Regions from separate parts of the Homo sapiens genome. Here region 2 is linked to region 1. A link is a contact called in ENCODE Hi-C or POLR2A ChIA-PET data. All regions are on one chromosome and are shown on one strand. Each heading gives the region's core, a stretch centred on a gene start or an enhancer-like site at or near the end of the contact. The rest is flanking DNA. Distances are from core to core; before and after follow the strand shown.

Evidence for each region. A loop is a pair of places that touch in the nucleus more often than their neighbours do. ChIA-PET counts read pairs that join two places held with the same protein, here RNA polymerase II (POLR2A). Pooled maps may share reads with other maps.
Region 2: a loop to region 1 is called in a pooled map, with 2.5 times the contacts of the local background. The contact joins two enhancer-like sites. A Hi-C loop is called at or near these places in 1 of 50 pooled maps. POLR2A ChIA-PET finds 5 or more read pairs at or near these places in 2 of 52 experiments (BJ and CD4-positive, alpha-beta T cell).

What each region holds. Positions count from the first base shown.
Region 1 is chr12:95,197,129-95,201,072 of GRCh38, reverse strand. The region is part of intron 2 of FGD6 (FYVE, RhoGEF and PH domain containing 6); the gene reads left to right. Among named protein-coding and RNA genes, the nearest start is that of FGD6, 18 kb to the left of the region's middle. RefSeq lists enhancers at 2,186-2,285, 1,941-2,440, 2,441-2,942. Within about 2 kb of position 1,917, at least 4 of the 41 ENCODE cell types and tissues checked have a DNase peak (open chromatin) inside an H3K27ac peak, as active enhancers do.
Region 2 is chr12:95,426,937-95,430,880 of GRCh38, reverse strand. All of the region lies in intron 5 of LOC107984545 (a long non-coding RNA gene), which reads left to right. Among named protein-coding and RNA genes, the nearest start is that of METAP2, 45 kb to the left of the region's middle. Within about 2 kb of position 2,245, at least 5 of the 41 ENCODE cell types and tissues checked have a DNase peak (open chromatin) inside an H3K27ac peak, as active enhancers do.

The DNA of each region.
Region 1 (3,944 bases), core at 668-3,167:
ATAGATAAATTTGGTCTTTAGGGAAGCCCTTTTGGATTAAAAAAAAAAAAGCAGACTAGACATGTTTATATCAGCCTATTTATTTTAATACTTTCTTGAAACTATGTTAGGTACAAAGAACAGTTCGTGTTATAGCACATTTGGGTGTGGGTAGCTACAAAGAAGTACTGGCCTTTTTTTAATGCTGAGTGTCTTAAGTTCAGGAATGGAACTGCCTACTTTCTTCTGGGTGGTATGGAAAAACTACTTCGGTGGCTTAGCCTGCTTCTGGTAATTGTGTTCGTGGATCTCTGGAGCAAAAACTGTATTTGTAAGTAGTTTTGACAGCAGGCAGAGATAATCTATGATTGGAGCAATAAAAATAGGAGTGGCCAAATAGACTGTCAGTGGAGTAAATATGATGATTGTATTTCTGGGAAGAACAGCTGTCTTCTTTCAGTTTTCTTTCCCAGGTTTCTCAGCCCTTCTTGTTTGCATTTATTATAGGCCCCCTTTTGGTTCTATATAAGCATGAATTGGAGTAAGGTTGCTGTGTTACCCTTTTATATGCAAAGAAATTGAGTTATGGTGGTTAAGTGATTTCATGAAAAATGAACAGTGATGGAAATGCGATGGATTAGTGGTTCTGAGCCCTCATCTTCAAGGGTCTGTTTACCAGACTCTCCCATTTATCAAAGTATTTTGGTTTCTGATGCAGGAAAGGTGAAATAATAAACACTGAACAAAGAAAACCAGTTTCCCCCTGATGTTTCCATAAAAATTAAAAGGAAAACAAACACATTTAGGCTTTTTATGTTTGAAATGGTGTAACTGCTTGTTCTTTTAGCTCCTGTGGATTCAGTCGAAAACTTCATGTTTTACTTAGATCATTTATTTTTTGAAGTCAGTTTTTTTTGATAACATTTATAACAGTTGACATACTTTGGCATATGTTAGTATCGTATGAAACATTAGAAATTAAAGAGTAGATATGGTTTTTAATAAACTTAGAATAGCCTGTTTTGTTTTGTTTTATATCTGAAAAGCAGTTCTGATTTTGAATTGTTGGGCAACTGTAGTTTTAAGTCGACAAAATGTATAAAGAAGGAATAATTTGTAGCTTATCCCCACCTTCCCTAACTTTCTTTTGGTCTTTTGATGTATCCCACAGTCCCAAGAAGAAAGGGATTTCAGTGTAGAAATGTAGCTTTTTGTAATCCCAGAACTTTGAGAGGCCCAGGCAGGCATATTACTTGAGATCAGGAGTTCGAGACTAGCCTGGCCAATGTGGTGAAACCCCGTCTCTACTAAAAATACAAAAATTAGCTGGGTGTTGTGGCACGTGCCTGTAGTCCCAGCTACTCAGGAGGCTGAGGCAGGAGAATTGCTTGAACATGGGAAACAGAGGCTGCAGTGAGCTAAGATTGAGCCAGCCTGGGCAAAAGAGCAAGACTCCATCTCAAAAAAAAAAAAAAAAAAGGTAGCTTTTCCACTACTTAATTTTTCTTTCCATAGCTCCACTAAAAACATGCAGATAAAGCACAGTCCATCTCTACTGCCCTTCTTACTGGGGAGGAAGGCAGGGATAGATAATGAAATCGTTTACAAGTCCAGGTATGATTTGCTTGATAACAAAAGTTTCTGAAATCTTAGTCTTTTAGAAGTCTGGGGGTAAGAAAAAAATAAATAAGGATTTTTTTTTGTTGTGTAATCAAGTGGTTTGAAAAAAGTGAGAAATTAACATATGTCTGTTAATGATTTTAGGTTAAATATAGTCTTAGGATCATTAAAGTTTAGAACTAAAGGAATCATTATAAATCATGCAGTAAAGTCTCTTCACTCACTGATGCAACCAAAGCCCGTGAAGACTTGTCGACTTTGCCCACACCACAGAAATGGGAAATTCCAAAACCAGAGCTCCAGCCTGGAGCTTCTAATGCTGGGGTGGAAAGCCTTATAGAGAAAGTGAGCAAAATTTAGAAGACGAAAGTGATCTTAGTTGTTGCACAAAGGTTCAGGTTTACTTGCATCATTGCACTTTTTTCTCCTTTTGTAACAGTGTTGTTACCGCTGTGAGGAAGGAGGCCCCACACACAGATGCATATGAACACAGAATTATATGGCTGTTTTTAAAATGGTGATTTCAGCAAGGTGAATATTCAAACCAGGCAGAAACTTTCAGCAAACAAATAATCTGATGCTACTAATACACGTTAACAAAACTTTCTTCCCCCAAACTGACTCCCCATCAATCCAGTTTTTACTCCACCTCACCAAAAGTCTATGAACCAGACAAGAGGAAGGATTAGAAGTGCCATTCACATAAATAGCATGAGTTTTAGGCTTAATAGTAATCGTGGACGGGCACAGTGGCTCACGCCTGTAACCCCAGCACTTTGGGAGGCCAAGGCTGGTGGATCTCGAGGTCAGATCGAGAACATCCTGGCTAACACGGTGAAACCCCATCTCTACTAAAAATACAAAAAATTAGCCGGGCGTGGTGGCGGGCCCCTGTAGTCCTAGCTACTCGGGAGGCTGAGGCAGGAGAAGGGCGTGAACCTGGGAGGCGGAGCTTCCAGTGAGCAGAGATAGCGCCACTGCAATCCAGCCTGGGTGACAGAGCGAGACTCTTGTCTCAAAAAACAGAAAAAAAAATAGTAATCGCTTGGATTTACTCAAGATTTCCGATATGCCAGCATTATGCTAGGAGCTCTTGCGTGTACCATTTCGTCCCTTTTGTCCTTTAAGATAGATATTATTGTTTTCTTTAACAGATGAGGAGACTAAGACTTAATGGGGTTGAATAACTTGCTCAAGGGCACAGAGCTAACTTGTAGATAAACTGAAGTATGGAACCAAGTTTTCTGATCCTGAGACAGACTGACATTTAATCAGAACATGTTGATGTTGTGCTTTGCTGTGAGCCATGGTTTCACTATTATTTTATTTTTTATTATTAATATTGGTAGAGGTCTGTGAATCTTCTACCCAAGGGACCACAAGGGACAAACTATTTCTGTCTTTAATTTGTTCACTATTTAGAGGGAAAACACAGAGACACCTGCAGTGATAGGAATAGAAATTAATGAGCATTTGTAGAGACCCCAGATTTTTCATGCAGGAAGAGTTCATTGATTGGAAAGCTCTTGTGGTTAGGTAATAGGTGTTTCAAAGGTTGGAAACTGAATTCATTATGTCATATTTGCATTTAGTCCGGTAGGTGGTGGCTGCTATTCAAAGCAAGTTAAATATGATTCCTGTCATTTACTAGTTGCATGTGGACATTAATGGCATGGAAAGGATTATGCATGTCTCATATTTCCCCACTGATTTACATGAGAGCTGCTTTTTTTAACCAGTTTATCCCTGTTTCTCATTTTGTTCTCTCTGTCAAGTACATTCTGACGTCTAAAGCACTTTTATTTAATAATGTTATTTATGGGTCCCCAAAGTAAATATTTTGTAAGGCTAAAATACTTTTTGTAATAAGATAATACCCTTATTAACTTAGGGAAAAAATAGATTTAAATGAATGGTAGGGGTATAGTCCCCCAAAAGACGCAGGTGATATGTTCCCTCTAATTAGTTGAAGATTTCTTAGAGAAGGAAGACTTTATGGAGCCTTTTGGGGTTCTTTTTGTTTGTTTGTTTTTATTTTTTAGAGACAGAGTCTTGCTCTGTTGCCCAGGCTGTAGTGCAGTGGCGTGATCTCACTTCAGCCTCCACCTCCCAGGTTCAAGCGATTCTTCTGCCTCAGCCTCCTGAGTAGCTGGGATTACAGGTGCACACCACCACACTGGGCTAATTTTTGTATTTTTAGTAGAGACGGAGTTCACCATGTTGGCCAGGCTGGTCTCAAACTCCTGACCTCAAGTGATCCACCCACTTCGGCCTCCTGAAGTGCTGGGATTACAGGCATGAGCCACCGTGCCTGGCCTGAGCATATTGAATTGTGAGAGAGTAGG
Region 2 (3,944 bases), core at 996-3,495, 230 kb before region 1:
GCATGATGGTGCCCGCCTGTGGTCCCAGCTATTTGGGAGGATCACTTGAGCCCAGGAGGTCGAGGCTGCAGTGATCTGAGATCACACCACTGCACTCCAGCCTGGATGACAGTGAGACCGTGTCTCAACAAACAAACAACAAAAAGAAAACAAGACAGAGGCAATTAATAAATAGTATCTGTTACTATTACTATTGTAAAAAGCACAGCCTTTATCATTGTATCTGAGTAATAATAGTTATACATGCATATTTTCAGAATGTTACAAAGAATATACCATAAAATGGAGATAACACAATAAATGCCACATGGCATTAGCATTAGGGTTTGGTGAAATGATATTCATGAGGGCAACTTTCAAACCTATAAAGAGATATACAGGCTGGGTGCAGTGGCTCATGCCTGTAATCCCAGCACTTTGGGAGGCCGAGGTGGGTGGATCACATGTGGCATGTGGCCAGGAGTCCGAGACCAGCCTGGCCAACATGGTGAAACCTCGTCTCTACTAAAAATACAAAAATTAGCTTGTAATCCTAGCTACTGGTGTGGCTGAGGCACGAGAATCACTTGAACCCAGGAGGCAGAGGTTGCAATGAGCCATGATCATGCCACTGAACACCAGCCTGCACAACAGACCTAGGCCCCAGTCTCAAAAAAAAAAAAAAAAAGAGCAAGAATTTTTCATCTCTATGAATTTTTCATCTCTATAAATTTTTCATCTCTATAAAAAATTTTAAAACTTAGCCAGGTGTGGTGGCATGCACCTGTAGTCCAACTAGTCTGGAGGCTGAGATGGAAGGATCACTTGAGCCCCGGAGTCTGAGGTTACAGTGAGCTATGATTGCACCACTGCACTCCAGCCTGGGCAGCAGAGCGAGAGCCTGTCTCTAAAAAAAATAATAATAAATAAGTACAAATAAATAAATATTTCTTAAATGGCCTTTCTGTCTTTTAAATGTCAACATGAATATATAACCAATGCCCAATTGTCAAAGATTTGAGATTTACATTTAGAATTCCTTTTTTTAGTTTAGAGATGGGGTCTTGCTATGTTCCCCAGGCTGAATTCAAACTCTGGGGCTCAAGCAGTCCTCCTACCTCAGCCACCTGAATAGCTGGGACTACAGGCACATGCCACTGCACCCAGCTGTCATTTAGACTTCTTATGCTAACTCAAATACTTTTTGTTCTTTAAAAATTTTCTCTTTTATTTCACATTAAACACTTATTGGAAAACCAGTGTTATTTTTCAAAATATGCTAATGGAGCCATCATTTAGAAGAAAAAGACAAGTAGCTCTTTAGTGGTGTGCGCCATTTTATAAAAATTCTATTCAGGTGAAACTCCATCAAATTTCTATATGTTTCACCACATTGGCTTGTGAAAGAAAACACTGAAATAGTGACGACGGGGGCAGCTGCCTTACTTAGAATTCTTTGAACAACTGGTTTGGAGAACATTTCAGAGGAGAGTTCATTTAAAGTTCTCTTGTTCATGCCTCGGGCAGTGCAGTGAAATCTGTTTTGGTTCCTTGTGCAATAGACATTTGTTGAATGAATGAATGATGACAGTCGTCAGATTATGAATTTTAAGCTCCAGATAGAGAAGGACTGGCCGGGCGCGGTGGCACATGCCTGTAATCTCAGCACTTTGGGAGGCCGAGGTAGGCAGATCACTTGAAGTCAGGAGTTTGAGACCAGCCTGGCCAATACGGTGAAACCTCATTTCTACTAAAAATACAAAAATTAGCTGGGCGAGCTGGCACATGCCTGTAGTCCCAGCTACTCGGGTGGCTGAGGCAGGAGAATCGCTTGAGCCTGGGAGGCGGAGATTGCAGTGAGCTAAGATTGCGCCACTGCACTCCAGCCTGGGTGACAGAGCTAGACTCTATCTCAAAAATAAATAAATAAATAAATAAATAAAAGAGAGAAGGACTCTGTTGTCCTCTCTTTGTAATCCATGTAGTGCAGTGCCCCCACCATGCTATCTTGATGACCGCTATAGTTTAGATGTTTGTCCCCTCCAAACTTCATGTTAAAATTTGATCTCCAGTGTCAGAGATGGGACCTAATGGGAGGTGTTTGGGTTATGGGTGCAGATCCTTCATGAATAGACTAATGCCCTCCCTCCGGGATGAGTGTGTTCTCACCCGATTAGTTCCTAGGAGAGCTGGCTGTTAAAAACAGCCTGACACCTCCCCACTCTCTCTCTCGCTTCCTCTCTCATCATGTGATCTCTGCGTACACAGGCTTCCCTTTGCCTTCTGCCAGGAGAGGAAGCAGCCTTAGGTTCTCACCAGATGAAAGTGCCCAATTGTAAACTTTCCAGCCATCAGAATTATGAGCAAATAAACCTTTATTCTCTATAAATTACCCAGCCTCTGGTATTCCTTTATAGCAACACAAAATGAACTAAGATGATTACCTTCCTAGATTTTATTTATTCATTTATTTATTGAGACAGAGTCACTCTGTCACCCAGGCTGGAGTGCAGTGGTGCTATCTCAGCTCACTGCAACCTCTGCCTCCTGGGTTCAAGCAATTCTCTTGCCTCAGCCTACTGAGTAGCTGGGATTACAGGTGCCTGCCACCATGCCTGGCTAATTTTTGTGTTTTTTGTAGAGACAGGGTTTTGCCACGTTGGCCAGGCTGGTCTCGAACTCCTGACCTCAAGCGATCTTCCCGCCTTGACCTCCCAAAGTGCTGGGATTACAGGTGTGAGCTACCGTGCCCGGCACCTTCCTAGATTTTATTGTGTCAACTATCTAGAGGCTTGGAGACACCATTGATGCTGTTCAGTAAAATATATGCTTGGGATATAAATGTTCTGTATCCAACTCATGGCTCTTGTCTTGAAGGAGAATTGTATCAGAGCAAGGCTTGAACTCACTCAATTCAGCTATCTGGTCCTAAATGATTCATTCTTTGTAATACTTTTTTTTTTCTGCCAACACTTGAAAATGTAAGATTATTCTACTACTTGTTGAGCAAATATGTACTAGAGAAACAGCAGTGAACAAGATAAAGTCTCTGCTTCGTGGAGACTTCAGTGGAGTAGAGGGAAACAAATAAAAAAGTAAATATAGGACAACAAATAGTGGTATGTGGAGTGCAATAAAGCAGGATTAAGGAAATGGGACTGATGCTTTTTTATATACAGTGTTCAAATGGCCTTATTCTACAGTAATATTTGAATGAAACTTGGTGGATATGAGGGCCTATGGGATGTGTAGGAAGGACATATCCTTGGTATGTTTGAGGACAGCAAGGGGGCCAGTGTGACTGAAGCATAATGTATTGAGAGAGGATAGTAGGATATATAATAAAAATCAGAGGAAGGGGAAAGGGTCAGATTATGAAAGACCTCGGAGGCCACTGTTATACAAGTTTTTTTTTTTTTTTTTTTTTTGTTGTTGTTGTTTGAGACAGAGTCTCACTCTGTCACCCAGGCTGCAGTGCAGTGACACAATCTCGGCTCACTGCAACTTCCACCTCCCAGGTTCAAGCGATTCTCCTGCCTCAGCCTCCTGAGTAGCTGGGATTACAGGCACATGCCACCATGCCTGGCTCATTTTTGTATTTTTAGTGGAGATGAGGTTTCACCATGATGGCCGGGCTGGTCTTGAACTCCCGACCTCAAGTGATCCACCCACCTTAGCCTCCCAAAATGCTGGGATTACAAGCTTTTACACTGAGTGGGATTAGAGTCTGAGCAAAGAGGGGCATGACTTAATCTGAGTAAAGACCTGGCTCCTGTGTTGAGATTCCATTTTAAAGAGTGGAGAAATGGTCAGAAAAAAGACCAGGTATGAGGTTATCTATAGTAATGATCCTTGAGGGATGATGGTAGGTCAGCCAACAGTGAAAGAAGGTAATGAGATTGCATTTCAGATATAGTTTACTGATTAGACTAGGGGATGGATACAGGGTGTGAGAGAAAGCGAGG